Linked DNA regions of Mus musculus: regions 1 and 3 are each linked to region 2. The links are chromatin loops, found by intact Hi-C in ENCODE. Cell type or tissue: left cerebral cortex. All regions are shown on one strand. Links, peaks and the distances in the headings refer to the core of each region. The heading gives the core; the rest is flanking DNA. Region 1 has its middle 5.6 kb from the start of Ptger2. Region 2 has its middle 61 kb from the start of Ptger2. Region 3 overlaps Txndc16 (thioredoxin domain containing 16).

Region 1 (11,038 bases), core at 2,064-7,063, 68 kb before region 2:
AGGAGGTGCATCTTTTTGTGTCCTACTTCTAGAAGGTATTTGTCTAGATAATTTGATAAAGCACCAAATGAATCAAAAAATACAATTTATAATATTTTGCAGGGGACTTTTTTTTAGATATAAACAATCTTTTTTTTCTATGAGCAAATAATTGCCAGCAATATTTCAATCCCTAGCCATGCAAGTGTGGATTTTCCAAAATAGGGCTTATTTTACCTTAAACAAAGTTTCCTAGACTTATCCAAGAGCTTAGTGCTCCTGTTTGCTTTCCATGAAACGCTGATAAACTGCTCTGATGGTAGCCATGTCCAGTTACAGGAATCCACTGAGCAGGGATCCTCACTGATTGATCATTAGAGGATTAAATCACTGACACAGAGCTCATGCACAGCAATTGGCTAGGTGCGAGTTGCTCTTTGTCCACTGGAGGGAGACAGTGAGCGGTTGTAATGCAAATGGAGCTTCTCAGGAGTACTGTGCTCCTGCAGTGCTAAGATGCTCCCACACCCCACACCCCACACCCCACACCCCACACCCCACACCCACTCCCGCAGAACTACATGCAAGCCTATCTGAAGAACTTCTCAGGGAGCAGGTGTTTCCTTAACACACTGAAAGTGGGTACACAGGACAACTGAAAACTAAAAGGACAGTCAAAGACAGTCCACAGAAGAAGGAACACATGTCATTACAAAATGAAGGGAACCATGCGGCCTAATCAAAGAAATGCAAAGGGTGAATTAAATGATGCAGGGCCAAGCAAAACACTGTGGCTTACAAAACTTAGAGAGGTTACTGAGATGCAAATATTCATGATGCTCTGGCAAGTGTGTCAGTTTCTACATCCTTTCCTGATAGCAGCCTTACTATGTATACACTAAGAGCCTAAAATGATCTAGGGTACTAGTATTGGAATTTAACACACACACACACACACACACACACACACACACACACTCACACAATAAAGACTAAAGAAGCAAAACTTCAAGTGATAAAAGGAGGATGCAAACTACTTGTGGTGTGACTAATAAATATGTACACACACAAAAAAAAAATAACTGGCAAAAATAAATCAAAGAAAGCATGAATCACAGCTTCTCTTGTCCACGGGCATTATCCTGTAATTCTTTACTTTTTCTAAGATTTGAGATACTTATTTCTTTTACGTGAAAGTATATTTGAAAAGGTGTCTAGAACTGAACTGAGAAAGTAAGAGGAAAAGGCACCCAGGGTGAGCTTTGGGTCTGAAGGATCATAATGTACAGAGGCAGGCAGGCAGGCGTGAGGGAGGGCAGCAGGCTTAGCAGCTTCATCTGTCCCAAATGTGGGATACACGACCAAAACCTCACAGAGAAGGGGCTAAAAGAGTGGCAGTTTTCACACCTTGAAGTAGAGGGTGGGTCAGCAATAGGAGCCAGAGTTCTGGGAGGTCCTGTCTGCTGGTAACTGGAGGCTTTGAAATGGGGGCAGTCTGGTGGCTGGAGCTGGGGGCTCACACTGGAATGTGGACTGTGAACGGGGCAGGCAGGGGCACCGGAAAGCTTGAGGACAATGTGCCATGCCTGATACAGTGCTACAGTCTTTGTGCTGGACAAGCTAAGGATGTAGTGAATCAATAAAGAACCTGGCCCTGGATGTTCTTGCTATGGAGCCCACCAAATCAGAGACAAAGATATTTTATAATTTCTGTACTTGAAAGGGGACACAGAGGCTCTGTATGTGCAGTCCCAGAGAGGACTAGTTGTAAGACTCCACTCAAAGATAAAAATGAATCAAAGGTTCTATTTTTTTTTAATGTGAACAAAAACTAATGTTAGGCACAGAAGAATTCAAGTAATTTAAGTTTTAATAGTTGAAACTCACGATGTGGCTATAAGATAAACCCAGGAGTAAATTCATCACAGCATGGTGTTTTTTGAACAAGCAACGTGGCCATCAGAATACAAAAGGAAAATCAGAGACTCGTGGTAAATCAAAATATTACAACCATCACACATGTCAGGAAGATGCAGGAAAGATGAAACTAGATTCAGGTGGCAGGGAAAGAGAAATACCTGTTCAGTGGCTTAGGACTCATGGGATCTATCGTATGACTCATGGGATCCACCAGGTGACTCATGGGATCCACCAGGTGACAGGAATCTGTGTCCTTTCAGTTCCATGGCAGTTGACCACTTTCTGTCTCTGAGTTTCTGTGTTCCAGTAAACTCTTAGGAAAAGGGAAAGCACTATAAAAAGAGCGTTTGTCTTTTCCCTCTACATTCCCAGTGTTCCTGGACAATAGGGTATGGCTCCTGACTGAGATTCCCACGGATTTTAAAGAGGTTAAGTAAAAGCTAACTGTCTTTGTTACTTTTCTGTTGCTGTGATTAAACAAACTTACAAAAGCAGCATTTAAGGGAGAGAAGCTTACTTTGTTTTATAGTTGCAAGATACTCCAGAAAGTCAAGACAGCAGGAGCTTGAGAGCTGTTGTACTGACTGCAGGCAGGGAGCAGAGGAAGATGCTGTACTCAGGTCACTTCCTCCCTCTTACCCAGTCCACCTTCCAGTCACCCATAGTGGATGGGTCTTCCCATTTCAATTAGTCAAATCAAAATAGTCCCTCACAGGCATACCCAAAGGCTAATCTAATCTAGTAATACCTTACATAATAGAGCTAATAATCTAATAATCTTCCATGTGTGTGCCTAGAGGTGTGTCTCCTAGATGATTCCAAATGCTGTCAAGTTGATGATCAACAAACACTAACCACAGTGAAATCTATGAAGACAAGTTATTGATTTCATCTCAAGCCTACTTGCCACGTATTCCCAGACCTTCAGAAAAGTAGAACTTCCATAAACACCAAAACCTAAACAACCCCCACACTTACCAGGCAGGCATGCTAGATCAACACTTCTGAAAGTGTGGCCTGGACAAGCAACAGTAGCTTCATTACCTGGAAATGATCAGAAATGCAAATTTTAGCTCTGATGAGTCTAATCTCTGGATGAGACCAATCTCCTCTCACGTGACTGCCTGGAATGGACGGCTTTCTCTTCCCAGAACAGCCTCCAGGTGGAGCAAAGCTAAGTTAGCAGCTAACTGAGGTTGGGTTTTTGCAGTTTCCTCTTTCTGCCTTTCGGAATTGCCTAACTTAGTTAAAAGAATTAACAGGTCCCATCTGTAGTTGACAAGGGAAATATTCCAGTCTTTGAGAAAACCAAGGGCTCAGAAATCAGTCTAGTCTTGACAATCATCACAATGAAGGTTTCTAGTATTTACCATGTCCTAGAAAATCAAAAGACTTGATTTCTGTAGTTGTTTTTATTAGCAGAATACTAAAACTAAGAAGAATAACTAAGCACCATCAAGAAAATGAGAAGCCTATTTTCAGTCAAATTCATAAATTATCTTGATGGTTTCATACTTAGGATGCACTAGGAGCCTAACTGGAAACAGGAGACAAAGTTAAAAGTTGCACAGTCCAGTACACCTGTTACCAAGTGCTGCCATGTTAAGCTGTCCTGGTTACTTTTCTATTGCTGTAATAAGAGAGGTGAGCAAGACAACTTATAGAGCAACATATTTAATTAGGGGCTTAACGTTTCAGAGTTTTAGAGCAAGAACATTGGGTAGAAACTGCTGAAAACTCCCAACTTGATCTGGAAGTAGAAACTACTATTCAAGTCCTTTCTGTATAGTTTTTTTTTTTTCTTGTGGCTGTTCTAGTGAAAAAGGTGTTCAATGCACAGCTTGACACAATCTAGAGACCCTCCTGCCTCTGCCTCCTAGTCCACATTTCTTTCATCTGAAATGGGATTAAAAGCTCAAATTTCAACACATCTACCTATCACTGTGTGCTTTTTGTCTTGAGGATGCTTTGATAATTTAGAGGGCCAACATTGTTTTGAAATAATTTGACTTTGGGTTGTTAAACATTTTTCTGAGCTTATGGATTTTATTTTCTCTCTTTGAGAGTCTTTGGAACCTGGTTTTTACTTTATTCTTCAGGGACCAAGAGTTCAGGGATTAGAGCTATATCAAAGGTGAGGATTCTAATCAGAAATCTCATCCCATAAACTCTGACCTCAAAGGAAAGGCTGAGTCAGAAGTAAGAAAGTGACATGGAAAAAGGCTGTCATCTTAGGGGATATCACAGGCTATGATTTGGTAATTTCACAGGGCAGATTTAGTCCTATGAAGAGAAACTCAAATGTGGGGTGACAGCCCGATGGCAGAGCACTTGCCTAGCATAGACAAACAGAAGGAAAGGAGGGATGAAGAAGGAAGGGCCAAAGATGAGCAGTGCTACAGGCACACAAATGTTAAGAATGCTATTCCTAAGAATTGGAGTTAATCTAGCTGTTCCACCCCGGGAGCAATGCTTGCAGCTGACTGCAGTTCAGAAACTGGAAATGATTGTTCCTGTGTTACTTACTATACAGAGCAGACTTGAACAGTAGCAAAGACAGCAGCTGTGCCCATTTCATAGGTGCTTTAGAGCAGGAAACCTTTAGGAGATATTTCCAACTAAAAATGTTCAAGTGGTACCTCTGAGCTTTAAATTTGTATAGCTAGGTAAAATCAGATTGTTCTTGTTATTTTCCAATGAAGTTTTGAAGGTTTGGAAGTTGTTCCTCTAGAGGGAGCCCAAGCGCTTGAAAACTGAAAGTGAACCTCCCCAGGCATCTTTCCAGGGGTCAAGATTTCAGAGCTGCAGAGGAAAAGCCTTGAAAGATGCTACTGACTCGGAGACTCCTAGGCTCAGCCTCCGCCCATGAAGCAGATAACAGTACACAGAAATCTTCATGATCCTGCTAGCGCTGTGGCAACACACACCTGCACTCCTGAAAAGATCTTCCTAGTACAGGACCAATACCTCTGAGAATTTCTCATGCTCTTCCCACCCCGCTTTAGTCACCTTGATCGTTGCTTGGACCCTTGAAAACAGAAGAAGAAATAAAAACTTCCCAGTAAGCTGCAGCCTTTTGTTTTGCTTCTGGTTCTAAGTAGCTTTGATGGGGTACTGAAACTGGAGAGCCTGGAGGTTGAGGCTGTAAAGTGAGGCACTGTGCTTTCTCATTACAAATCCCAGCACAACACAAAACAGCACAACTCAGAGATCAGACTCTCCTCTTCTTGCAATTGCAAAGGGGAGCGGGATGTGGCTTTAGACAGTCTTCAACTTCACCCATTTTTTGGATTTGATTCTAAGATCCCAAATTCAGCTGCAAACTCTCTTTCCTATAAGCCACTTTTGCATCAAAGCTACTTAGAACCAGAAGCAAAACAAAAAGCTGCAGCTTACTGGGAAGTTTTTATTTCTTCTTCTGTCTTCAAGGGTCCAAGCAACGATCAAGGTGAGTAGAGTGTGGTGGGAAGAGCATGAGAAATTCTCAGAGGTATTGGTCCTGTACTAGGAAGATCTTTTCAGACTCTCCTAGAACTCTCTGGACTCACTGGCAAGAGATTGGTGAGTGTGACTATTCATCCTAGAGTCTAGATGTGGAAATGGCACATCAAACTCTTACTTGGGCATGGCTTACCCAGGAAGCTTGCTTTCCCCAAGCCTGGTGGATGAAATGAATGGATGCTTTTCTAGCTTGCCAGCTGTGGAGTCTTGCCCCAGACAGCTGCTGCACTCTCCTGCCTGCCTGGCGGTGCGGTGCCTCCTCTCCCGTCTGCCTTTCCCACTCAGCCTAGTAGCACCACTGCTGATTGTTATGCTTGGTGTTATCATTGTTCTAGAGATGATGAAGCTGGGACGATGGCTCAGTGGTTGAGAGCATTGGCTGTTCTACCTGAGAACCAAAGTTCAAGTCCAGCATTCACATGGCATTCACAACCCTCTGTAATTCCAGTCCCAGGGAATCTGATACCCTCTGTGACTCTGTAGGGCACCATGTGTATGCATGTGGTATACACACTTACATGCAGACAAAATACCCAAACAAATTATATGCATAAATAATAACTGATAGATAAATAAATGTCTGCATTCTAAAGACATCATAGTTGTTTAAAACCAAGAGAGGTCCAATGATACAGCAGGAATATGCTATTCACGATAATGAGTGAGAAATTACTGCCATAGACACCTTGGCTCAGCTTCCCCCAAACGCTGGAGAGTGAGGTGTCAGGGAAGTGTGACAGTGTTCTGTTACCTACTCTCTTCACTCAAGCTTCACTAACCTTCCACACAGTCCACGTGTTAGAATTCTGGTCTGCATCACATTCTCAAAATGTCCTTTTCTGGCCCATTTGTTCGGACCATAACCTGGTTCCAGACTTGGTTTTGCTTCAGGACCCACCTTCCTAAAATCTCACTAGTTTGCTGAAGGCTTATCCAGCCACCCCTGCTGAGTGGCCTGCTTCTGCCTTCCATCCTGCTCCTCTTGATCTCATTTGATCTGATATAAAAGAAGGTGTAAGTTCCACTTATATCTTCCATCTAGAATGAACCAGAAGCTGTAATTCCTGTTGCTTTTTAGTTCACATCAAAGAAAATAAACACTGATTGGATGCTAATATCCACTCTTGGGCGATATCAGTTTGGACCTTTACAAAATACATTGCATTTATTCACGTGTGTGTGTGCGTGTGCGTGTGCGTGTGCGTGTGTGTGTGTGTGTGTGTGTGTGTGTGTGTGTGTGCATTATGTGGCAGTCAGAGGGCAGCTTTTGGGAGGCACTTCTCTCCTTTGAGCATGTAATTCCAGGGATCAAACTCAAGTCAAGAGGCTTGGTGGCAAGAGCCTTTACCCGATGGGCTTGTTGGCCCAGTTTGAGCTTTTCACTGAACCTATAGCCCCTCTTTCACCATCAGCCACAAAAAAAGGCAATCTCTGTAGTGTTAAATTGGGTCTTATGTGAGTTTCTAGTTCCCAGCAACCAAGTACTTAAACACTTTAGTTGTAATTCAATATAGTAACTAAATTGCTGATTTTAATAGGAATTACAGACTGTTGTTTATCTGATCCTGTCTTGCTTTCGGTAGCCTTAGTCGATAGTCTTCTATAATGTAGAACATTTATCATTTGGACCGATTTGCTCTCTTGAAGATACATTTTTTAAGGAAGTTTGCATGTTTAATTTGCTACTCAAATAACAATTTTCAAACTAGGAAGTGAGTGCACCATGAAGTTCAAATGAGAACTCTCTCAGTAGATTTTTTTTAAATGCTTCGGACTAATCCAAACGTTGTTTCTACCTCCTTTGCCTGCCTCGGTGTTCCCGGGAAGCCTTTTGTTTTTCTAATGAGAAGGCAGAGTAGGGCGGAGCAGAGCACTCAGGACACCATCTCTCCTCTTGCCCTGCCTTCACTGCAGGTGGGATGCCTGAACCCTTGAAGAAGCCGAATGGTAAGCTTGGCCTGTGTCTTCCAGCCAAGCAGAAAGTATCATCCAGAAGCCTTGCACAGTAAGGCCAGTGCTTGTCACAAGCGGCATGTTGCACGCGATCTGAAAGGCAGCAGAGAAGCAGCATCATGCTGGCCCTGCTCTAAAGACAAAATGCAAGTCTCTGGGCATGCTGGTGGCTTTCCCACACTCCCTCTGATAGGCTGGCTTATCCTGCTGCATAGGACATCACCTGGACTTGAAGCTCCTCGATCTCCACCAATGGTTTCTTCAAATCTCAAGTCAAGTACATCTTTAGACCATGACGCTTCTTCTGCAGGATACTGATGCCACTAAGACTGGAGGTGCTAAGTAAGACACGTGCACATCCAGTGTGTCCTCAAAGGCTTCATTCAGTCCTTCCTGAGTTCTAGATTACCTTTATGGTTCTGAGGTTGCTATCCTCTATGACAGGAGTTCTTCTCTAACAGGAGTTCTAGCAGGTCCTTAATGAGGTTCAGGCTCAAAACAAGAACCAAGGATAGGGACAAACACTGTAGTCTCTGCTACCAATCCCCACATCATGTAGACAGTGGTTCTCAACCTGTGGGTCACGGCCCTTTTGGGGGTTGCATATCAGATATTCTACATATCAAATATTTACATTACAATTCATAGTAGTAGGAATATTACATTTATGAAGTAGCAATGAAATAATTTTATGGTCGGAGGTCACCACACCATGAGGAATTAAATTAAATGGCCATAGCGTTAGGAAGGTGACAACCACTGTTGTACAACCTAAAGGACTCTTAACTTCTGCAATGAAAAAAATATTCCACATATGAGCTTCTTCGAAGGGGAGTCACTAATAGCTAGAACTATACCTAGAGAAACTTCATTTTTTTTCCCTTTAATAAACTTAGATCTAAACTGTCATGTGGCTACTGGCTAGCGATTGGACAATGAAAGGCTTATAACAATAAAATCTGCATTATTTATCTCTAACAGTGGACCTGTTTCTCTGGCTGAATCTTGACTAGCATAGAAACAAGGGGAAGAGCCTTGCTCCAAAAAGCCAAAGAATAGATCTGACAGAGCTGGAGGATCGCAAGCATCTACCAGCATGTACAAGCATGTACCAGCATGTACAAGCATCTACCAGCAGACCACCTAGAAACTTCCCAGGACTCTGTGGACTGTCGCCAAAACCATCCTTTAAATCTAACCTCTAGTTTTCAGTGACTTCTGTTTGCTACAGTGAATGGTGTGAGCCTTGTGTAGTTTATTACAGGGCACAGATAGTGTTCTTAGAATTCTCTTTGAAAAAAATTATTTAGACATGCATAGATATCAAGAAGTAAAGTTTGAGTGTTTTGAAAGACATAACTCCTGCAAATAGAAACATGCAAGCCCCGGTGTTAGCTTCCTCCAAGTAGTTCTCCTTCCTTTCATGTTTATCTTTGCCTGCCTTTGAAAAATGACCTATGGTAAGTAGCTTCCCTTCCAAAGCCCCTGAGTTACAGATCCATAAAGGAAAATATGAATTTTATATTTCAAGTAATATGTATTAGTCAGAGATCCTCAAAGAAATAGGACCAATTGTATATGTCTTTCTCTTTATGTGTGTTCTGTATACAAAGTCATATGATACACAATGTTTTTGTCAATAGTGTACGTCACACTCAAATAACAAAACTGCCTAGCAACAGCTTTCTCAGTCTGTATTCCAGCCCTTGATTTACATGTGGCTCTCTATGTGTGTCTACTTGTAAAGCCAGTGTTATGTTTGGAAGAAGTCTCAAGACTGAAGAGCTAAAAGTTGAGATTCTAGTCAGCCTGAAAGCCTGAGAATCAGGAATGTCAATGGCGGATCAATGCCCCAAATGAAGCTGGGTATCAACCTTCACCTATATTCCTAGTGCTATTCACTCAGCAACAGACCAGATGGGGCCCACCCACAATGGAGCTGTTATGTGCCTTAGTCAGTCCAGCAATGTGGATGCTAAGTTCTTTAGAACACCTCCCAGATATAGTCAGACATACTGTTTAGTCAGCTCCTGGGCATCCCATGCCTGACCAAGTTGACACACAATTACTAATCACATGGTGTTCCCCAAACACAATGGCTTCATGAACAGGAACTGAAAATTAGCAAAGCTGTATGTCCCAATTCTAAAACTGAGGGTGTTAATATATTTTTCTATTAAGAAATCCTAGACTCTGGATAAACTGAACTTGTACTGGGATGCTGACACTACAATTAGAAATGGGAAGAAGCCACTTTCAAACTACAGAAGATAATTCAATTTACTGAACCGACCTGATGGTCTGAGTAGGTAGAGATGGCAAACTAAGCATCCAGTGAGACTGCTGAAACATGGAACACAGTAGGACTGCTAGCTCTCTCTGTGCAACTACTGGAAACAAACACACAAACAAACAAAAATGCTAATTTGAATATGTTGCAAATGAAATCACGAAGCCCAGAAAAGTAATTACTAAGATATGAACTCCTAAGAATTATACAACTAGCTCTGGTCTTTTTCTTGTGACATATTCACCTTTAAGTAGGGATCACTCACGGAGCCCCAAAGCCACCTGTCCTGTAGACAAACTTCCCTGCACCAGGGAATTCCTTGCTTAAACCCATGTCTGGGGCTTCATAGTGGCTTCTTCCCCCAGGATCCCCAAGACTGTCTCACATGCAGGGAGTGCATACCCTAGGGTCTGAGGGGTTGTTGAGGAAGGGGTATGGACAGAGCTTAGTAATCAGAAACTAGATTGTCCACACACCTCTGTGAGAATCTTCTCACAGTGTGCTACTAAGTTGGGGTAGAGACTAGCAGAAAAAGGCAGAGGGTATAGGGATGAGATCTCGAATTTTCTCTGGTATCCATTAAAGTCAGCAGAGTCATGTCACTCATGTAGTGAAAAGGTAGAGACAATTATATAGAAATAGAGCCACAAGGGGCTTTTGTTATAAGGTGACCATGGAAACAGAAAGGGTATAAAAGCCTTTGGAAAGTAAACACAGTGGAAACAGCATCAGAGTCTTGCCTGTTCTGCTCATTCCCCAACCATGTGGGAGGAGATGGCACAAGATGGACATGGGAGAGTCCACTTTGGGTGGCTGTGTGGAGGACGCTACTGGCCTGCAGTTTACAGCCTGAAAGGAAACTAGAGGAGTTTGACACCCACTGCATCCATGCCCTACAAACTTAGCAATGGAGTGGATAGCTTCAGCTGTGGGAAATGAGCCTGTAGGCCTCCCAAATGGATTCTGCTTCCCGTATTTTGCTAGAAAACCCCTCCAGTCCCCAGGCCAGAAGCATGGTGAGCTAAGTCATGAGAAGCAAGGTGTACTCCATAAATAATCTTTCCATTGCTCTTTCTTTTTACTCCTGGGCAAACCTTTCTTTCTCAGCACACTCTCTTTCTCTGCATGAAATACACTTTTTCTAGTAGTATACCCTTGCCTACGTTGTCTGTCAGGCTGGACTGAGAAAACCAGAAACACTGCTGCATTTTTAACTACTCTGTAACTATGGCAACAAATGATAAATAACTATTTATGCCAGCTTCATTGTGAAACTGGCCAATTACCAAAACACTCCGGGAATAAATCCTTCGAATGGTTAACTGACTGTGGAGAGACGAATGTGAACAATGTATTAACAGATTCTTCAAGATTGAGCCTCAATAGAGAACACTT
Region 2 (11,038 bases), core at 3,572-8,571:
TGAAGCAATCCCACGAAAATCAGGGACTAGACAAGGCTGCCCTCTCTCTCCCTACCTACTCAACATTGTACTTGAAATCTTAGCCAGAGCAATTTGACAACAAAAGGAGGTCAAGGGGATACAAATTGGAAAGGAAGAAGTCAAAATATCACTATTTGCAGAATATATGATAGTATATTTATGTGACCCCCAAAATTCCACCAGAGAACTCCTAAACAGATAAACAACTTCAGCAAAGTGGCTGGGTATAAAATTAATTCAAACAAATCAGTAGCCTTCCTATACTCAAAGAATAAACAGGCTGAGAAAGAAATTAGAGAAGTGACACCCTTCACAATAGTCACAAACAATATAAAATATCTTGGTGTAACTTTAACCAAACAAGTGAAAGATCTGTATGACAAGAACTTCAAGTCTCCAAAGAAAGAAACAGAACAAGACCTCAGAAGATGGAAAGATCTCCCATGCTCATAGATTGACAGGGGTTAATATAGTAAAAATGACCATCTTGCTGAAAGCAATCTACAGATTCAATACAATCCCCATCAAAATTACAACTCAATTCTTCACTGAGTTAGAAAGGGCAATTTGCAAATTCATCTGGAATAACAAAAAACCTAGGATAGCAAAAACTATTCTCAACATTAAAAGAACTTCTTGGGAAACCACCATCCCTGACCTCAAGCTGTACTATAGAGCAATAGTGATAAAAACTGCCTGGTATTGGTACAGTGACAGTCAGGTAAATCAATGGAACAGAATTGAAGACCCAGAAATGAACCCACACACCTATGGTCACTTGATCTTTCACAAAGTAACTAAAACCATCCAGTGGGGAAAAGACAGCATTTTCAACAAATGGTGCTGGTTCAATTGGCAGTCAACAAGTAGAATAATGCAAATTGATCCATTCTTATCTCCTTGTACAAAGCTCACGTCCAAGTGGATCAAGGACCTCCACATAAAACCAGATAAGCTGAATTTAACAGAAGAGAAGGTATGGAAAATCCTTGAGTACATGGGCAGAGGGGGAAAGTTCCTGAACAGAACACCAGTGGCGTATGCTCTAAGATCAAGAATTGACAAGTGCCATCTCATAAAATTGCAAAGGTTCTGTAAGGCAAAGGACACTGTCAATGGGACAAAACAGCAACCCACAGATTGGGAGAAGATCTTTACCAATCCTAAATTTGATAGAGGGCTAATATCCAATATATCCAAAAACTCAAGAAGTTAGACTCCAGAGAACTAAAGAGTTCTATTAATAATGGTGAACAAAGCTAAACAGAGAATTCTCAACTGAGGAAACTCAAATGGCCAAGAAGCACCTAAAAAAAATGTTCAACATCCTCAGTCATCAGGGAAATACAAATTAAAACGACCCTGAGATTCCACCTCACATCAGTCAGAATGGCTATGTTCAAAAATTCAGGTGACAGCAGATGGTGGCAAGGATGTAGAGAAAGAGGAACACTCCTCCATTGCTGGTGGGATTGCAAGCTTGTACAACCACTCTGGAAATCAGTTTGGCGGTGCCTTAGAAAATTGGACATAGTACTTATTGAGGACCCAGCTATACCACCCTTGGGCATATACCCAGCAGATTCTCCAACATATAATAATGACACATGTTCCACTATGCTTACAGAAGTCATATTTATGGAAACAACCCAGCTATCCCTCAACAGAGGAATGGCTACAGAAAATGTGGTACATTTTCACAATGGAATACTACTCTGGGGAGACAACAGGGTAACTGCAGAACTTGATTCATTTGAGGCAAACTTTGCTGTCCTGCCATCCCCAGAGATGTTTGCACTCTCCAGTTTGGCACCACACTTTTTCCTTCTCCCTTGTCTTCTGGAGTTGCAGGTAACAATGACAGCATGACTCTAGACTTTTATACTGGGTCTCTTCTCAAATGGTGATTCTCCACTGTGTTTCAATTATTATTCCCTCCAGAACATTTTACTTTTTATTTTTTAAGTGTGTGTGTGTGTGTGTGTGTGTGTGTGTGTGTGTGTGTGTGTGTGTGTGAGCACATATCAGTAAGGTGTGGGTACACTTAGAGGCCAGAACAAGTCATCACGTGTCTTCTGCCTTCTTATTTTATTTCTAGAGAGCCTCTTGCTGAGTTATAATCTAACTTTTCTGGCTATCCTGCCCAGCTAGTAAGTTCTCAGAATCCTTCAGTCTCTGCCCCCTAATGATGAGTTATTAAAAACAATGACTTCATGAAATTCGAGGGATGTCATTTTTGACTACCAAAAATATCCAAGGACATACAAAAGGTCATAGGTGAAGAAAGGTTCCCACAGCATTTTGCTCTCAGCATTTGGGGTTTGGGGTCCAAGACACACTTTCATGTCCCTTTGAAACCTCCTGGACAGGAAAGAAGAAGGAGAAAATGAAAGAGGGAGAGGACTCAGAGGAGAAGGAAGAAGAAGCGAAGCAGAGTAGAAGCACATGGCATAGAGAAACCGCAAGTTATAAGGGGTCTCATAGATGTGGAAGATGGTAGTGTAGCGGTAGATCTGCCCAATCTAGGCGCACAGCATGTATTCATATTAATTGTGTTGTGTTTTAATTGCTGGGGCATATTTGGGTTGGAGAGATTTACCATAACACTGTGATTACCATGTGTAGAGTGATACAGCCAGAAAGAAATCAGGCTGAAATTGGAACATGAATGTTAATGACGGCACAGTTCCCAGAGGCGTCATAAGAAGTGGTATCAAACAAAATATAGATTGGTAAACTAGAGAGACTTTAAATGTCCTTCTGGTTCTGAGAACTTGCAGTTCTCATAAGTTCTGATTGAGTTTTCTGAGATAATAAACGTGCTACAATCTAGGGGAAGGCTGGAAGTGAAGCACAGTTTGCAACATACACAGGTCCCTCCATCCCTCAAAGGAATTTGTAGAGCCCACCTCCAGCAGAAGACAGGACATCAAGTGAGAGAGAGGGTTACCATCCCACAGTCATAAACTGACCTATAATTGTTCCTGTCTGAAAGAACTTCAGGGACAAAAATGGAGAAAAGCCTGAGAAAAGGGAGGTCCAATGAGAGGCCCAAAGTGGGATCCAGCTCAGGGGAGGCCCCAAGGCCTGACCCTATTACTGAAGCTGTGGAGTGCTCACAAAAAGGGGTCTATTCATGTGTGTTCTTTTGTGACTGGGTTACCTCACTCAGGATAATATTTTCAAGTTCCACCCACATGCCTGCGAATTTCATAAAGCCATTGTTTTTCATAGCTAAGTAGTGTTCTGTTGTGTGAATGTACCAGATTTTCTGTATCCATTCCTCTGTTGAGGGACATCTGGGTTGTTTCCAGCTTCTGGCTATTATAAATATGGCTGCTATGAACAATAGTGGAGCATGTGTCCTTATTACATGTTGGAGCATCTTCTGGCTATATGTCCAGGAGTGGTACAGCTGGGCCCTCAGGTAGTACTATGTCAAATTTTCTGAGGAACCACCAGACTGATTTCCAGAGTGGTTGTACAAGCTTGCAATCCCACCAGCAATGGAAGAGTGTTCCTCTTTCTCCACATCCTAGCCAGCATCTGCTGTCACCTGAGTTTTTGAACTTAGCCATTCTGACTGGTGTGAGGTGGAATTTCAGGGTTGTTTAGATTTGCATTTCCCTGATGACTAAGGATGTTGAACATTTCTTTAAGTGCTTGAGTTTCCTCAGTTGAGAATTCTCTGTTTAGCTCTGTTCCCCATTTTTAATAGGGTTATTTGGTTCTCTGGAGTCACATGGTGTGCACTCACTGATAAGTGGACATTAGCCCAAAAGTTCAGAATACCCAAGATACAATTCACAGACCATATGAAGCTCAAGTAGAAGGAAGACAAAGTGTGGATGCTTCAGTGCTTCTTAGAATGGGGAACAAAATACTCACAGGAGGAAATATGGAGACAGAGTGTGGAACAGACACTGAAGGAAAAGTCATTCAGAGGCTGCCCCATGTGAGCGTCCATCCTATATACAGTCACCAAACCCAGACACTATTGCGGATGCTGGGAAATGCTTGCTAACAGGAACCTGATATGGCTGTCTCCTGAGAGGCTGTGCCAGAGACTGACAAATACAGAGGAGGATGTTTACAGCCAACCATTGGACTGAGTGTGGGGTCCCTGATGGAGGAATTGTAGAAGGGACTGAAGGAGATGAGAGGGTTTGCAGCCCTGTGAGGAGAGCAACAGTGTCAACCTGCCAGACCTCCCAAGAGCTCCTGGGGACTGGGCCACCAACCAAAGAGTACACATGGAGAGACCCTTGGCTCCAGTGTATATGGCAGAGGATGGCCTTGTTGGATATCAGTTGGAGGAGAGGCCCTTCATCCTTTGGGGTTTCAATACCCCAGTGTAGGGGAATGCCAGGGCATGAGGGCAGAAGTAGACGGGTGAAGCAGCATCCTCATAGAGGCGGGGGAGGGAGGATGTGATGGGGTTTCAGAAGGGGAGACCTGGAAACGGGATAACATTTGAAATGTAAATAAGGAAAATATCCAATAAAAGAAAAAGAAAAAAAAGAGGGACCTATCATGACTGCCCTCCAAAAGGCCCGGCAAGCAGCTGAAAGATTCATATGCAGATATTTACACCCAACCAATTGAGAGAAGTTGCTGACACCTGTAGTTGAGTTAGGGGAAAGCTGGAAGAAACTGAGAAGGAGGGCAACCCTGTAGGAGGACCAACAGTCTCAATTAATCTGGACCCCCAAGATCTGTCAGACACTGGACCACCAACCAGGCTGCATATACCAGCTGATATGAGGCCCCCAACACATATACAGCAGAGAACTGCCATGTCTGGGTTTAGTCAGATAAACTACAACTAACCCTCTTGTGAGGCTATGCCAATGCCTGGCAAATACAGAAGTGGATGTTCACAGTCATCTATTGGATGGAACACAGGACCCCCAATGAAGGGGATAAAGAAAGTACCCAAGGAGCTAAAGGGGTTTGCAACCCTATAGGAGGAACAACAATATGAACTAGCCAGTATCCCCCAGAGCTGTGTCTCTAGTTGCATATGTAGCAAAGGATGGCCTAGTTGGCCATCAATGGGAGGAGAGGCGAAGATTATATGCCGCAGTACAGGGGAATGCCAGGGCCAGAAAGCGGGAGTGGGTGGGTTGGAGAGCAGGGCGGGGGGAGGGTATAGGGGACTTTCGCAAACTAGGAAAGGGGATAGCATTTGAAATGTAAATGAAGAAAATAACAGTTGCCTAGAATATTAAGTATTCTAAAAGCTCTATATAATTGACTTTATCATAAACATCACCATCACCATCATCATTATTGTGTATGTGCACACATGTGTGCAGGCATGTCTGTGGAGGCCAGAAGGGATATCACATCCTCTAGAGCAGGAGTTACTAGTAGTTGTAAGCTCTTGATAGGTACTAGTAACCAAACCCAGATCCTCTGCTGGAGCAGCAGGTATCCTTAACTGCTGAGCCTTCCCTCCAGGCCCCTGAGAACTTTTAGGGATGATAAGACCAATGAACAATGTCTTCACAGGGAACTAAACAAGAGTCATATGTGCTACAGATTCACCACTCTCGTACTACTTCAGAAGAGTAGAATAAATGTGGCCAAGTAGAGAATCTTGTTCTCTTATGAAAGTGGAGTTTAAACTATAAAAATACAAACCCTTGTTAACAGTAGCAGAATCTTAAATGACGGGATATTTATAACCCACAGGAGACTGCCTATCACATAAAACCCTAGGGAGCTCCAAAGGGGGAGGGAATCTTAGCTTGGTGCTTTTCTACCTACTTCCTCTCCCTTCTCCCATCTCTCTTCTCCAATCTCCCTTCACAAACACAAATGTGTCCAGAGCCTCTGGCCACAAATTTATGTCCAGGACCTCATGGTGACTGACCCTTCCTAAGTAGCCTGGCAGCAGTCAGAGTCAGCATGTTTGACAAGGTAAAACATTTTTCCATGTTGAAGAACATTCTCAGAAGAGAAAGCCACGAGTTTCAGGAACCAGAGTTTTATTTCTGTCAGTTTTGTTTAGTGTTGTGTGCCAGGGGCTCACTTATGCCTGATTCTCTGGCCTGGACTTCGTGGGGCATTCTCCTGGAGTGCCTCTTAATGACTTCCCTAATCGCTCACCCTGGTGCTCTCTGTGATGTCACAGGGCTGAAATGACCCTGCCACCTTCACCCTAGACAGAACCAAGGACAAGAGGAGCCCATTGTGTACCCAAAATTTATGAAGAAGCGAAAGGCGGGTTGGAAAGTATCACACACTTTTAAGTGGAATCATGACTCACTCTGTGTCTCAGAATCAGCAAGAATGCAAGGAGCAGACACAAGCTAAACATCTCTGCAAAAGAGGCCTCTTCCTGTTAGCTGCCCAGCCCTCATCTGTTAGTGAAGAACTCTCCTCTCTGAAGATTTAGGAAGTAGATCTCTAAATCCACCCACTGTATCCTTTAAGACCCAGTGAAAGGAGTTCGGACAAACTAGAATCTTTTACTAGGTACTGTAAAAGACTGCCTGCGTGCATGTTTTGCCAAGAAATGAGAATCTGCTCTTTGCCAAGGAGCATAAATATATTTGGCAGAGTGCAGAGGCTCAGTAGCAAAGATAGAAGTAATCTTTCCATTCAGCCAATTGCTCTCACTTGTTACACAATATCTGTCTTCCCCTGAGTGGACTTCCTCCCTGATGAAGCCTGGTTCAGAGGGCCTGTGAGCTGCTCAGGGCCAGCTCTAAACAGCATCTACACAGGGCCGTAGGGGCTGTCACTGGCCCAAGGCTTTCCTCCCTCTGCAATCTGCTATGCTTCCTTTCAGTAATGATCAGTTTTTAAGAAAGACATTCGGGGTCTGTCAGCAGACTGTCAGTATGAGGGCTGATGATTGGCTAACCAGAGATGTCTAATTTTCCAATCACTGAACCAACTCAGGCTATGCACAGAGACACTGAGGAGCTGTCAAGGCTGTGCATTTGGGGCTTGGGAGACAGGGATGATCCCTGGGATATGTGGACAGACATACAGCTAAGCCAGGAGCTCCAGGTCCAGTAAGATTCTGTTTCAAAAAAAAAATTCAGTGAAGGCAATTGGGGGGGGGGGGTGGATATGATCAAAATTCTTCTAAGAGGAGAGAGAGAGAGAGAGAGAGAGAGAGAGAGAGAGAGAGAGAGAGAGAGAGAGAGAGAGAATGGAATTGATTTAAAAAGAAACCAAACATGAACCTCTGACCTCCATGGGCACACGGGCACACACACTCTCACACACAAACGCATACACATATGTGTGAGAACACACACAAGTATATACACAAAATAGTTAATAAACAGGCAGATAGATAAATAAAAGATTGTAACTTTAACCATCTATACGTCCCTGAATACATGTCACTACAGGAGAAAACTAACCACAGCAGCCTGGTTCTGGGTAGAGGCTCATTTCTCTGTTCTTCCTCATCCTGTGACGTGTGTTCCTGATCAAATAATCATCCGAATGCTAGAATTTCCTATACATACAAATTTAAGATAAAAATAACTTACACTGGGTAGAACTTTTAATGTGATTGAAAGGTCAAGACGCGCCTAACGTTCCAGCAGAGACTCACATCATCGACAGCAAATAAAATTTGAAAATTCTTGTTGGCAGCTAATTCAATTTACTCTATGTACTTGATTATAGCACAGCTGTATTTCTTTTAAAAATAGCTCGTAAAAGTTTTTAAATTACTCAAGTGCCCATTTGTTTAGAACTATGGTTATTTGTGTTCTGATTGTAGTTTCCATTTGAATTCTATATTCCTGGAAAGGAGACACATCAAAGCATTAGTCAGACATGATCCCATCCCACAGGACTTTAGGCAAGAACTAGGATCTGTGTACCAAAGGACCTTTCCTCTTCTTTTATCTGCTACACTTGCAAAAGCAAACCCTGTGAACATTTCTCATTATTTAGCATTTGGGTAAGTGTGCACGTGTGTGTAGGGGATGCACTGGGGTGGGGAGTGTATATCTGTATACATGTATCTGTGGTGGCCAGAAGTTGACATCAGGTGTCTTTGTTAATCATTCTCCACCTTGTTTGTCTGTTTGTTTGTCTGTTTGTCTGTTTGTTTGTCTGTCTGTTTGTTTGTTTGTTTGTTTGTCTGTCTGTTTGTTTGTTTGTCTGTTTGTTTGTTTGTTTGTCTGTCTGTTTGTTTGTTTGTCTGTTTGTTTGTTTGTCTGTTTGTTTGTCTGTTTGTCTGTTTGTTTGTCTGTTTGTCTGTCTGTTTGTTTGTTTGTCTGTTTGTTTGTCTGTTTGTTTGTTTGTCTGTTTGTTTGTTTGTCTGTTTGTTTGTCTGTCTGTCTGTCTGTTTGTTTGTCTGTCTGTTTGTTTGTCTGTTTGTTTGTTTGTTTGTCTGTTTGTTTGTCTGTCTGTTTGTTTGTCTGTTTGTTTGTTTGTTTGTCTGTTTGTTTGTCTGTTTGTTTGTTTGTTTGTCTGTCTGTTTGTTTGTTTGTTTGTAGGTTTCAAGACAGGTTTCTGGCTGAATCTGGAGATTTCTGTTTCGTCTTAGACTGGCTGGCCTTGGGTTTCTGTATCCCAGAGCTCACATACAGACAGGGACCATTGTCCCTGCTTACATGTCCCCTCTCTGTGTGTTGGTTCTGGAAATATAACCTCGGGTCCTCATATTTGGTGCTATTTTTTTTCCAAAATTTCTATTAAGAATGAATCACTCTGGGAACTTTTTTAAAAACTTCATCTGAACATTAACCATTGCCATAAATCTTCATGCAAGGAAGCTTTGAGAGAGACCTCAAAAAAGCTACCCAGAGAGAGTAGAAATACTAGAGACTTTGGAGGTTGAAATATGGAAGACAGAGAAGGTCTCTCACAAAAGAACGAGTAGAGACAACCATTTGGGAATATTGTTACATTGTAGCTCACACTTTCTTTCTTTCTTTCTTTCTTTCTTTCTTTGTTCGTTCGTTCGTTTATTTATTTATTTATTTATTTATTTATTTAGCCTGGGCTGCCCTTGAACTTGTTTCAGTCCTCTGAGCACTGATATTTTAGGCACAGGTCACCATGCCCAGCTGCAGTTAAAATTCTAAAACAAGGTGCATGTTGTAGATTATATTTGGTTTATAAACTGTTTTTTAAAATCATGCATCCTCTAGAAAATATTTTAGCACATTGACATTATTATCAAGATGTTTCCCTGCAGAAGCACGGGTGAACAGGTAAGAGAGGCCACGGCTCCGCTCATTTCATTACCCGACACATAGTTACACACACTAGAGTTTCTCACAATAAGTGAAGCAAGCCAGGATCCTTCCAGGAAGGAGGAAAATGTGGTGGAAACAACGGGAAATCTCCCACTAGATGCTCAAGCAACAAGCCACGCAGGGGCAATTACCTTCTGTCCCTTTTAGCTGGCTGAGCTTGTCCAAACTTGGATTGATATTAAAGTAATCTATAAAGTGGGTCTTTGATAATACTAAATGGTTTAAAGTGTCCAACTTTTCTATTCTTCTAAGCAGGTTAGAAACACAATTTTAGAATTATATAGCTAAGTAAAAACCAAGTAAAAAATTCTCATTAACAGCACAGATCTTTCAGTAGAAGACTGGAGTCCCCAGAAATTCACTCTGGGGTGAATGTCCGGGTAGATTTTCTTCATGTTGATTCCCACTGCACTGTATCTCCAAACCAAATACAAACCCACACCCTGGCCACCATCCCATTCCCTAGCTCCCTTTGACCCAGTTGAAATGGACTTAGTATTTTCTTGTAGACTTTTTTGTTAATATCTTTGTGTTCCTTTTGATTTTTTTTTTTTGTAGCTTATCACTGACCTTGAAAATGTTAACTAAATAAGGGAGAATATAAAAAATAATTACAGGACATTGAAACTCTAGAAGCAGGCAGATTTCCAAAGCATATATTTATGATTCTAAAATAACCTCCCTAGAGCCTGATGGACTTGTGTGTAATCACCTTACCCAGCTTCCATAGCCTCCAGTACCCTTCATTTATCAAGCTAGTTAGTAATTCTTGAAACCTATCCTCATAAGAACCAATCTTAGACACAAAATGGCATGCAGACACCAAGTATCACACACACACACACACACACACACACACACACATACACACACACACACACGTATGCGTTCTTTAACTGTGCCTTGCTCCCAGCTTCTCCAGTTAAGCCTACTTTTCCATTCAAGAAATGTATATGATTTACAGAATTACAGCAGTTCTTGAATAATGAACTACTTCTCTCAACCGCTAGTACCAGGTTCTTTCTATCTTTGGAAGAAGAAGCTTTGGTTCAAAACAGCTAAGAATTAACTCAGGCATCTGCTATTCCTGAACTCAACGAAGGCTGCTGTGGCTACACAGTATCAGGTCTTGCTGAGACCACTGGTCTAGGAAAGCATGAAACTGAGGGGACTCCGGCCTCCCTGGCCCCCTTGAGTACACCGTTCACAACAGCTGGCATGTGTGGAGGCTGCAGCAGGAGACTGCAGAAACAAGCTCTACACACCTGAAAAGTCTTGTCAGACAAGGACACTCTTGTTCTCCAATGGTCTTGAGGATTAATCCTGGGGCTCTGAGAATGCTAGGTAAACACTGAGCTACATCTCTAGCCTTGGAACCACAGGGCTGCTCATGTCGACAGCAAGAGTATGAGAACATAGTCACAGTAGACCGAAATCCCAGGCTAATGATCCAGGCCAAACTGCGTGCTGCTGAAGACCCAGGGTTGCCAACTTTCACTTACATAATTTTATTCAAATCTGAAATATTCGTTAGGGGAAATAATACAAACAAGGTGCTGGCTCTCAGGAGATTGGTGATAGCTAGGAATGGGCTGACGGAACAGCAGGACAAGACAGAGATGCACTGAGTGGACATGTAAATGGTGTAGATGCTATTTCAAACCACAGAGAGGACAGAGGAGTTGTTGTTGTTTTCTTAAAGTGAGTATGGGCATTTTGCATATGTGTGTGCCTTGTGTCCTTAGGGTCAGGAGAAGATGCAAGATCCTCAGGGA
Region 3 (11,038 bases), core at 3,849-8,848, 93 kb after region 2:
ATATCAAATTTTTTGCTCCCTTCCTGTGGTGGCTTGAATAGGTATAGCTCCAAAGACTCAAGTGTTTGAATACTCTGTCACATTTTTTATGCTTAGTCATTTTTATTGGATATTTTATTTATTTACATTTAAAATGTTATCACAGTTCCCGATTTCCACCCCCAGAAACCTATCTCCCCCCTGCCCCGCTTCTATAAGGGTGTGCCCCCACCCACCCACTCACTCCCACCCTTGCATTCCCCAACACTAGGGCATCAAGCCTTCATGGGACCAAGGGCCTTTTCTCCCATTGATGGCTGACAAGGCTGTTTTATGATTTTTTTTGACACAGGGTTTTTCTATGTAATGTCCTGGAACTCACCCTATAGAACAAACTGTCCTCAAACTTATATTGATCCACCAGCTTCTGCCTTCTGGGTGTTGGGATTAAATATTTGTGCCATCATACCATGCAAAAAAGATTTAAAAAAAAAAAAAGACTGGAATAGGGTGGTGTCTTTGTTAAGGTTCTAATGCTGTGAAGAGACAACATGACCATGGCAACTCTTAATCTGGGCTGGCTTACAGTTACAGAGGTTCAGTCCATTATCATCATGGTGGGAAACATGGCAGAGTGCAGGCAGACATGGGGCTGGAGAAAGAGCAGAGAGTTCTACATTTGGATCTGAAGGCAGGAGGAGACTGTGTGTCAAACTAGGCAAAGCTTGAGCATAGGAGACCTCAAAGCTTGCCCCCACAGTGACACACTTCCCCCAGCAAGGTTACACCTACTCAAACAAGACCACACATCCTAATAGTGTCACTCCCCACAGGGACTCTTCACAGCATTTGAGGCCAGCCTGGTTTATAGATCAAGTTCTAGGACGGCCAGGACTACACAAGAAAATCCTGTCTCCAAAAATTAAAAAAAAAAAAAGAAAAAGAAAAAGTAACTTACAAAACTGAGTAAAAGAAAGCAGTCACTTATAAAGTAGTCGTTTGTGGGTAGAAGAGGTGGCTCAATGGTTAGAGCCCTTGCTACTCTTGGTTTCAATTTTTTGATGCCCATAATGGGTGGCTTACAATTCATGTTCCAGGGAACTCAAGCCCTCTTCTGCTTTCTGAGGGAAGCATGCACTCATATTCACACACACACAAATAATAAATCATACATACCTGTCACATTCATTCAGTAGACCGTCCTTAAAACTGTAGATTAAACCCTTAAAATTAGATTTCACCCTCTGTAGTCGTCCTCCTAAAAGTGTCCTTGTTTGTTTGTTTGGACAGAGGCCTCATTGTGTAACCTTGGCTGGTCTGGAACTCATGTGTAAACCAGGCTGACCTCAAGCTCACAGAGATCCACCTGCCTCTACTTCCCAAGTGCTGGGATTAAAGGTGTGTGCCATCACATGTTAAACTTTTGTTTCAATGTGTGTGCACTTGTGTTCTGGCAAGTCTTACATTAACTTAACACAGGTTAAAGTCATCCCAGAGGAGGGAACCTCAATTTAGAAAATGACTCCAGAAGATCAGGCTATGAGCAGATCTGTAGGGCATTTTCTTTATTTACATTTCAAATCCCCTTTCCTACTTTCCCCTCTGAAAATCCCCTATCCCCTCTCCTCTCCCCCTGCTCCCCAACAACCTCTCCATAGCCTTGGCATCAGCCCTGGTTCCAGATTCCTGCCCTGACTTCTTTCAGTGATGGCCTATGATGTGTAAGTGCGAGAGAAACCCTTTTCTTCCCATGTTGTGTGATCATTGTATTTATCGAAGCAAAACAAACCCTAATTAAGACGTGTGTGTGTGTGTGTGTGTGTGTGTGTGTGTGTGTGTGTGTGTGCACACGCGCGGACACGGAGGCCAGGCCAGAAGTAAAGCATGGTGTCCATGGTGTCTTCCTCCGTTACTTTTGATCAAGGTCTCATACCCGGAGCTCACTAACCGAGCTAGCTCCACAGATCTGCTCCCCTCTGCCATCTCAGCAATGCATTACAAGTGAGTACTGGTGGCATTTTGTCCAGGCTCCACCCCGAAGTTACCTGGCAACAGCCAGGTGTGCCTAACTCATTATCAAAATGGCTGCTTGCCCCCTCCTCTCTCTCTCTCTTGCTTTCTGGCTCCTGCTCTGTCCCTTTCCTCCTACCCTCACTCTCTCCATTCCCCTCCTGCTCTCTCTCCATATGCTCATGGCCTCCCTCTCCTCTCCTCTCTCTCTCTCTGCCTTTCTCTGTCTCTACACCCTCAACTCCCCTCCCCATGGCCTGAATCAACTCTATTCTATACCATACTGTCATATAGCTGGTCCCTCAGGGGGAAGGGATGCCTCAGCATGGGTCCACAGAGGCACCCCTCCCCCACACTTTACAGCAACTCCCATATCTTTTTATAAAACGCAGCAGTGTACTACCACGCCTGCCTTTTTGGGTGTTGTTGTTGTTGCGGCTGTTGTTGTTTTTGACTGTGACTGCTGAAGATCAAACTCAGGCCTTCATTCTTGCACAGCAAGAACTTTACCAAGTGAGCATCTCCTGGCTCTGAAAAGTAACTATTTCTATGAATCATTCCAGAAGAAAGTATTTTGGAATATATTTAACATTGTTACTCATACGAGTAATGCCTTAATCTTGAAGCATTTTCTGTTTCTAGGTCAATATCTTTTTCCACACACTTTATGAAAACAAGTCCATTTTTAAAGTTAATTATAGACATGTAATAATTTTAAGTGCTATGGAGTCAACTGAACTATAAATACACAGTGATTAGGTAATCCTTTTAGATGAGTGTCATGCAGTGAATCTTCACATTATTTTAAAACACTGGTCACAATATGCAGGGAATGACAAGAGTTTGGAGAAGTTGTCCCTAAATGGGATGTAACTACTAAACTCCCCTTGATGCTCACTGATCTACAAAGAGGAGGAGGCAGAAAGATATAAGAACCAAAGGAGATTGTAAGTCCAAGGAAATAGCGCCTTCCAGACACAGCAGGACTGATGCACATATGAACTTAGAGACTGACAGCATGCAGAGGCCTGTATCAGTTCAAGCCGACAAAATTCCAGCACAGAGAAGACTTGGGCACAAGTGGCAGCCATAATCAAAAAGCTATTTGCAACTGATAGTGCCTGGGGCAATCTGTCTTCTCCAGGGTAGCGTCACGGGGTTTACCAACCATATGACACAGCAGTGCAGAAATTGTAGTTCAAAACAAAATGGACTCCATGGGTAATTTGGGGGGTTTTCTGTTGTTGTCTGTTTTCTTTTTTTGCATGTTATGTTTTAGTATCTATTGTCTTACTGGGTTTTATTTTTCCATTTTGTTGTTATTATTGTTTGTTAGTTCATTTGTTGGCTGTCTTTTTTTTTAAACGATGTTAGGTGGGTAGAGAGTTGGAAGGATCTGGGAGGAGTTGAAGAAAAAAGTATGATCAAAATATATGATATGAAATATCTTAAATAATAAAATACTGGTCATTAGAGGAGAAAGACTGATTCAAGTTGATAATATATCAGATAAATTACCTAACCAAAAAGTCTACTAAAAAGTTTAGTTGGCCTATTTAAAATAGTTTTTAAAAAATAAGTATATGAAGTAAGCTTTTAAAAACAAGCCGGGATGGGAGAATTTGTGTATGAAGACAGCACAACAGCTTTTCACTTTGACCAGTCACTGTTCCCAAAGTGGCAGGTTTTGAACTAGTGATTACAAGACTCACATGGCTGAAGACACTGGCAATGTGCAGAGCAACATGGACTAAGAGCACATCAGTACTGAAAACAGAGGCCTTAGAAGGTGAGGCAGTGTCTCCATCCCGAACCTGAGGAGTCTAGACTGTTCATCTTCATTAGCTATGATTAACATTTAAAACGAATGCAGCAAAACACAGCACTATATGTCCTGAAGGAAAGAGACAACTTACTGATGGGATTTTCTAGTCCCGCTTGTAAATGTTTCAGCCACAACACAAGGCTTTGTTCCGTCACAGACTGGGATGAAGGAAATGCATACACTTGGCCACCCGAATGCAGATTCACCAACAGCAGCTGAGGAAGTGGTGGCAGACGGCCAAAATATGCCTTCAAGATGCCCCTCCCCACGGGAGTGTTCTTCCTGCAAGAAAGGATGGTTGAGTACTCTAATCGTTCCTTCTATGACGACGAAGAAGAAAATAGTCATTTATCGAGCAATGAGCTTCAATGATTAGCCTGCCAGAGAGCTTATGAAGAGACTTCACCAAAACAAGAGATCTACAATTATATTAGCAATCAAATGCTTCCCAAGTGTCTTTGTGATCTGGGGCAGTCTATGATGAGGAACAGAAGGCACCCAGTGACTTTGCATGACAATCAACACGGGTTCTACAATCAGTCGGTTTCCCTTAGTGCCTCCTCACGTGTCAGCTCCAAACTGGCATGTTCTGCAAGTCTAACAGGATGCTTCCTGTTACGAACATTCCTCTCCCCTAAGATTGTCCCTTTCCTTGGGAAAGGAAGAATGTTAATTCCACACTGAAGCTCTAAAACCGGAACTACAGTCCTACAAGGAGCTACACTTTAAAGAAGCGTCGCTTCCTGATGCAGCACACTTCACATTACGTAAAACACTACTTTAATACCTACAGTGGAAGTTACCGAGGTAAACTTTCCCTCAAGTGTGAGATGTAATGTTAGTAAGACAAAAATGATGTATATTGCCACATTCTTCTTGCTTTTCAATTAAGTTTTAAAAAGCACAGCTTTTATCTGTGAGTCTGAAGAAGGGTCATGTGTGTACATGTGAACCGTTTATGTGTAAGGGTCATGTGTGCACATGTGAACCGTTTATGTGTAAGGGTCATGTGTGCACATGTGAACCGTTTATCTGTAAGGGTCATGTGTGCACATGTGAACCGTTTATCTGTAAGGGTCATGTGTGCACATGTGAACCGCTTATCTGTAAGGGTCATGTGTGCACATGTGAACCGCTTATCTGTAAGGGTCATGTGTGCACATGTGAACCGTGCTCACAGACATTTAATGAAGCACCAGTGATGCATCTAGAGAACACGCCAGAAACTGCCACAAAGGGATGCACTGCGTGAAGGCCTTCTCCACTGCTATTGGCTGACTGTCACCACACAGACTGAAGTCTGTAAATATCTCAATGCTTACTTTCCTATTTGCCACTGTTTTCAGGGGACATCTACTACTTTTTAAAATCAGAAAATAGTACCTACAGTTATTTTACAATAACAGGTCTAAACAAGGTCATCTTTGAACTTTTCTGAGGAAACTAGTTATAAAAATATCATGATGGTGTATTTAGTTGCATGTTAACTCGAAGGCTATAGAATTTCATTTACTAATGAAAATGTAATTCGACTTCCTTCATGTAGCCTTGAACTCATGATGCTATGATTTTAGGCAGACACCACAACACAGACTTCCCCCAGCCTTCCTCTTAGAGCAAAACAAGACCATACAACATAGACTTACAGATTTAACCAGCAAGGGGTAAACGAATCCAGCTGCTTCTGTCTCACCAGTGCCAGGATCGTGTTCCTGTACTGAGGGTTTATGCTGCCACCACTAAACAAGAGAAGTAGCGGTCTCTGAAATCTTAAATATGTGGGAAGATTTTCCACAGTGATTTCTGGCTGTTAAAAAAAATAATTAAAATTCCTCAAACAAAAACACAGGCATGATACAGCATAAATCAGAAATGATGTTCAAATCACTCACGCAATTTTAGTTTATAAAATGAAATTCACACTTTTTTTTCAGAGATTTGACCACAGTAAGTAAATCTTTAAAAATTCTTACTCAATACTATATCACAGTAATGAATTATAGTCAAAATAAAATTGCTAACAGACTTTAAGAACACAAAGGTTGGTATCTCTACAATAACTCATGCTGAGCTCTGGACCTAGATTAGCTAGTACACCCATGACAGACAACACTCTTTCACTCTTCCATCGAGTATGGGGTTTTTTTTGTTTGTTTGTTTGTTTTTTAATTTACTAGAGATTAAACATAAGCGAAACTGAAATTATAACCTTTTCCCCCCTCTCCATGATTAGCTCGCTTTTTCCAAACATATGTATCCTTTGGATGTTTAAAACAATTAAAGATGTGCTAAACAAGCCCAAACGCCAATTTTTACCTCTTCTGGGTTTAAAGCAGCTGAAAGGAATTTAGTGAGGAGTAAGAGATCTAACTGTCTACCACCTTCCTGTTACTGCTTTACAAGGGTGTCCCGCAGTAGTACAGTGCCCTCTGGAGGCACTGTGAGCTAGAAACATCATCTCATTTCAGATGAGAAATGTTCCCAGAGGCTCTGTAGGGAAGGAGAAAGCAGGCTTACTACCTACCAGCTGATTTCACTGGGTCACTAGAAACCCTTACCAACAACTTGACTTTTTAAAACCATGCCAACAACCTTTACCCAAGCTGGCATATACCTTTCCCTTCCCTTTGCCAATCACTCTTTCTTCTACTTCTTTTCTTCATTCTCACAATAATCATCTTAGATTTCCTACGCCACAAGTTAAATCCTACGTCTGCTTCTTCAAATGCCCTAGGCTGGCCTTCAGCAGTTCTACCTGTTGCCTATCTCTGACATGGATGGCATCCTCTCCTAAATGATGACACATCTCTCAGAGCCCTAGAAACATGAGATGAAGGTGACTTCTGCTCATCTCATGTACTAAGAATAAGAAGCCTGAGGTGTAAGAAACTTGCTGCCCTCGAGGAATTCACTCACTAGAAGAGAGAGGTGTGCAAACTGCTGTGATCCCTGAACACTGCTCATGTTCAACAGCTAAGGAAGCCAACCTATCAAAAAGACAAGGGGAGGGGAGGAAGTGTCACTCTGATACCGTAGAAAGTCCCTGTGTCAAGAATAAGGTCCTGACAGGCTGGGTTTGTACTCCAGCAGAGCTACAGACACTGAGGGCTATCATCACAACAGAGAGAGCTGTTACAGCTACATGTGGGGCATCAGGGAGCTGACGGATGACAGCGTAGGGAAAGCAAGAGGCAAGTGTAACTGCACGACCAGACAGGAACGATCCATCCAGGCAGGGTTCTAGCTCCTGGGAACTGCAGATTTTCTATCAGACTGGTGACCTGGACAGACCGGCCTGTTTGCAGGAGGATGACTAAATAGAATAGGAATTTGGGACAGCAAAGGTCAGTGATGGCCAGTCTCCTTTTCCATATCAGCCAAGAGAGAAAGACCAAGCTGTCTAAAAGATAACAAATATCCAACAAGGGGAAACTAGTTAATACAGAGCATTAACACAAATTATTACTGAGCAGATATTATAAATAAGCATTAATATATTTTCCTTCATGAAAATATACTTAATAAAGAGACAGGGGAGTAGGAATGGGATGAGGAACTGTAGGAGGGCAGACTGGGAAGGGAGTAACAACTGGAGTATAAAAAAAAGTAATAAAATAAGAAGAGACTGATAATTGTTTTTAGATTTTGGAGAAATATATTCTCAAGTTTAAACCTGGAGAAGTTACAGCTGAGTCCAAATTCCTTCTCTATTACTCTTGTATTATTTGAATATATAATTTACTCTACTATGTATATGTTAAGGTAGCATTTCTCTAACAATATGTCTCTTAAAAATTATTAGAACAATGATTTAGAAAACCACATGCTGAAAAATATTAACTCAGTTATTTGATTAATTATGACCTGTTAACTTAGCAGGAGGGTTGGGGGGACAGACTCAAGGTAACACAGAAACTTGTTTTAAAGTCTACCCTTTATGTAATCTTTAATTTAGCCTACCCAATGTATTAGCATGTAGGTCACCGTGACAAGAAACGAGAAAGGAGATCATTCAGTCAATATTTATAGCTGATACTAATACCCCATCATAACTTCAGAAATACAAGTGTATTGTAGCTACTGAAATCAAGTATCCTAGGTTACACCTGGTGTGCTTGTGACTCCAGGAAAGGGCATTAGAAAATGGGTCAGATGGTGGCATTTTAAAACTGTATAAATTATAGCAATAGCTAACACTTGCTGAATGCTTGCTACAGGCCAGACACTCTCTACTAAGTGGCACTCTTCGGACATTTACTCCCAGCAGTGATTCTGTACCATACACATGGAAATCTTAGGAGCAGCAAATACAACACAGAGCCAGTGAGGACTCGGAAGAATTTACAACCAGGATGTCTGACCTTCTAGACCATCTTTATTGTAACAATGTTTACCGGACACTGGACACTTTGGCCCCAGGAAGCCAGTGAAGTTTTACCAGCACACTAGAAAAGTTGTGTGTATAAAATAAACAGAATCAAGCAAGTATTCAGCCATAAAATGACACCCCAGAGCTTCTGAAAGCTGAAAACTTATGTGCTAATCATGTGATATTACCATTGATCAATCAGAATTTTATTTCAAATAACCTCCTTATTATATACAATATACTCACAAATGCTTCCAGTAGTGCATTTGCTAGTATCTGAGCCATGTCTTGTACCAGGGTGGTGTCTAGTGGGACACTCTCTATTCTACCTTCTTTAGGCCTGGCCAGTAGCAGGGCTGGGAGAGTTGTAGCATATTTATTTGACCTATGAAGAAATATACTATTAAAATTTATAACCAAGATACATCAAGTCACCAAAAAGATGAACAATCACAGCAGCACCTCCAAGTGGGAGACAAGAGAAAGAAGTCTAACTGCTAGCTAGTGAGATGGAATCCACTGCAATCCCCACTACGAGAGGTGAGAAAAGGTGGTTGTGAGTTCAAGGCCAACCCAAGCTATACACTGAGGCACTGCCTCAAACAACAACAAAGTATAAACATGGTAAAAGCCATGCTAAGGAGAAATTTCTCTCAATTTCCCTCCACTTTGATGTGAGGTCACCTGAGGAAGCTCAGGAATATAACAAGCTGAGATAGCATGACGATAATCTACAGACGTCTTCTTTACAACTTGCCCTCAAGGAAGTGTCTACATAGGACCTGGGACACACTGGCCCACCAGGACTGCTCATCTCACACCTGAGTAAGGCAGAGAACCAATGGCAGGCCTAAAATCTGCTAGGTGCTATATTATAGTTAATGCCTTATCTATTCATTTATCCATCAGAGCACTTCTTTTTTTTTTTTTTTTTTTAAGAAACTTCTATTTATTTATTTATTTATTTATTTATTTATTATATGGAAGTACACTGTAGCTGTCTTCAGACACTCCAGAAGAGGGAGTCAGATCTCGTTTACGGATGGTTGTGAGCCACCATGTGGTTGCTGGGATTTGAACTCTGGACCTTCAGAAGAGCAGTCGGGTGCTCTTACCCACTGAGCCATCTCACCAGCCCCATCAGAGCACTTCTAAAAGCAGTCTTAGTCAGCCTGTCTTACAGCTGAATGGGGCTCAGAGAGCAAAAATTGATACACACTGAACTCCAATGAGGTACTCTAGACAGTGTGTAAACAGTCCACTTTTGTTACTAAATCTGATAAACCCAAATCCTCTAAATCAAGTGAAAAATGTTTTGTGTGAATTGTCTGTAAAAGGTGTATGGTGTGTAGAAGAACTTAACTTATGCCAGAATGAAGTACAGACACAAAACCATAAAGATTGGTAAAGAGCCCAAGCTTCAGATACCCAGAGGAGGTAGCAAGTTCGCGAGCTGCTTATAAAGCAAACACTCTGCACACAGTATTAGCCCAGCCCTTTACATCTTAAGTGCAAATTAGCAGCAGAAAATGGTAGGTGATTATATTATCAGGTAGGTGGCTCGCCTATTTTCTGGTTTAATAATACTTTCTAAAAATAGACTAACTTCATAAAATGATCTAAATTTTCCCCATTAAGAAGTGTTCAGGGGGCTAGAGAGTTGACTCAGTGGTTAAGAACACTGACAGCTCTTCTGGGGGTCCTGAGTTCAAATCCCAGCAACCATACAGTGGCTCACAACCATCTATAATGAGATTGGATGCTCTCTTCTGGTGTGTCTGAAGACAGCTACAGTGTACTTACATATAATAAATAAATAAATCTTTTTTTTTTAAAAAGTGTTCAAAATGAAAAACATTGAGTTCAAAACAAAACAATTAGTAACATTGTAGCCAGAAAATCCAAAGCACAAACTACTGGGCGATAATAACTTCTGGGGCTGTTCTTGTGCACTGTGTATTGAGTTCTGTACCCCAAGATCGGGTTACAGTCCAGACATGGGCCCTGTACTGACCAATATGCTGTAAAGAATGCTCCCCAGTAATCTCTGATGGGCAAATAAAAAGCCAGTGCTTGGACTAGGACAGAGGAGGGAGGAAGGTGGAACTTGGGACTACTAGGGGGTCTCAGGTAGGGAGAAAGGGCAAAGAAAGGAGGGGGCGGCAGGATGGACCATAAGGATGGATCCTGAGCATGTAACCTGAGAAGTCCACCTGGGGATGTCCATGGAACAGTGCAAGACTCAATCACCAAGTAACACAGGGTCTGTGGTTGGAATACGCGTTAGCATAGCTCAGAACCTGCCGGGCTTGGCTTGCAGCTTAATAAAAATATCAGGTTTCTGTGTCTTTTGTTAGGGAGCTATACAGGCTAAAGAGCGCACAGAAATACCCTGCAGATATCTGTGAGCAAAAGGGGGTTATAGCAACCCCCCCACACACAAAAAAAAAAATCTCTCCTGTAAATCTACACACATACACACACGAACTGTTCATGGTGAATGTGACTGTGTTGATTAAAAATTTCCAAATGTGAGTCCACTCCTTTATTCTATAGCAACTAAAGTATACTGGTAACATACAGCAATCCCATCTTCCATAGGCAGAACACCAGAAGTTTGTTTTTATATATATATATATATATGTATGTATATATATATATATATATATCCCTCCTCCTGGGGCAAATAAAAACAAGACTCAAGAAGTAAAATTCTCAGCACTATAAAAACCCCAGGAAAAACCTAAAGCCTAAAGCACGAGCCGCAGGATCCCAAGACTAAGGCTGACAAAGGGGCAAAGGGAGTATGATCTTCTGTGGGTGCCTTCAAAGTGAGCGAGTCCAGGTTCTCCTGC

Evidence for each region. Peaks named below come from ENCODE experiments on the same cell type or tissue, not always from the same donor. Only the 100,000 strongest peaks of a DNase experiment are listed, where the experiment ranks them.
Region 1: a loop joins it to region 2, with 7 times the contacts of the local background. A loop is called at or near these places in 6 of 42 quality-filtered maps.
Region 3: a loop joins it to region 2, with 2.0 times the contacts of the local background. A loop is called at or near these places in 4 of 42 quality-filtered maps.

The regions. Positions count from the first base shown.
Region 1 is chr14:44,977,030-44,988,067 of GRCm38, forward strand. No RefSeq gene overlaps it. Among named protein-coding and RNA genes, the nearest start is that of Ptger2, 5.6 kb to the right of the region's middle. In left cerebral cortex, for the core only: CTCF peaks have their summits at 3,061 (motif pointing right) and 4,631 (motif pointing right); DNase peaks (open chromatin) are centred at 3,058 and 4,654.
Region 2 is chr14:45,043,654-45,054,691 of GRCm38, forward strand. No RefSeq gene overlaps it. Among named protein-coding and RNA genes, the nearest start is that of Ptger2, 61 kb to the left of the region's middle. In left cerebral cortex, for the core only: no CTCF peak of the experiment used is centred there; DNase peaks (open chromatin) are centred at 5,775 and 6,428; H3K27ac peaks cover 1,456 bases.
Region 3 is chr14:45,136,513-45,147,550 of GRCm38, forward strand. Txndc16 (thioredoxin domain containing 16) reads right to left here. Exons shown (of 21, transcript NM_001310534.1): 18 at 8,430-8,568; 19 at 5,461-5,621; 20 at 3,906-4,096. Among named protein-coding and RNA genes, the nearest start is that of Gm34362, 35 kb to the right of the region's middle. In left cerebral cortex, for the core only: a CTCF peak has its summit at 6,252 (motif pointing left); DNase peaks (open chromatin) are centred at 4,090 and 6,246.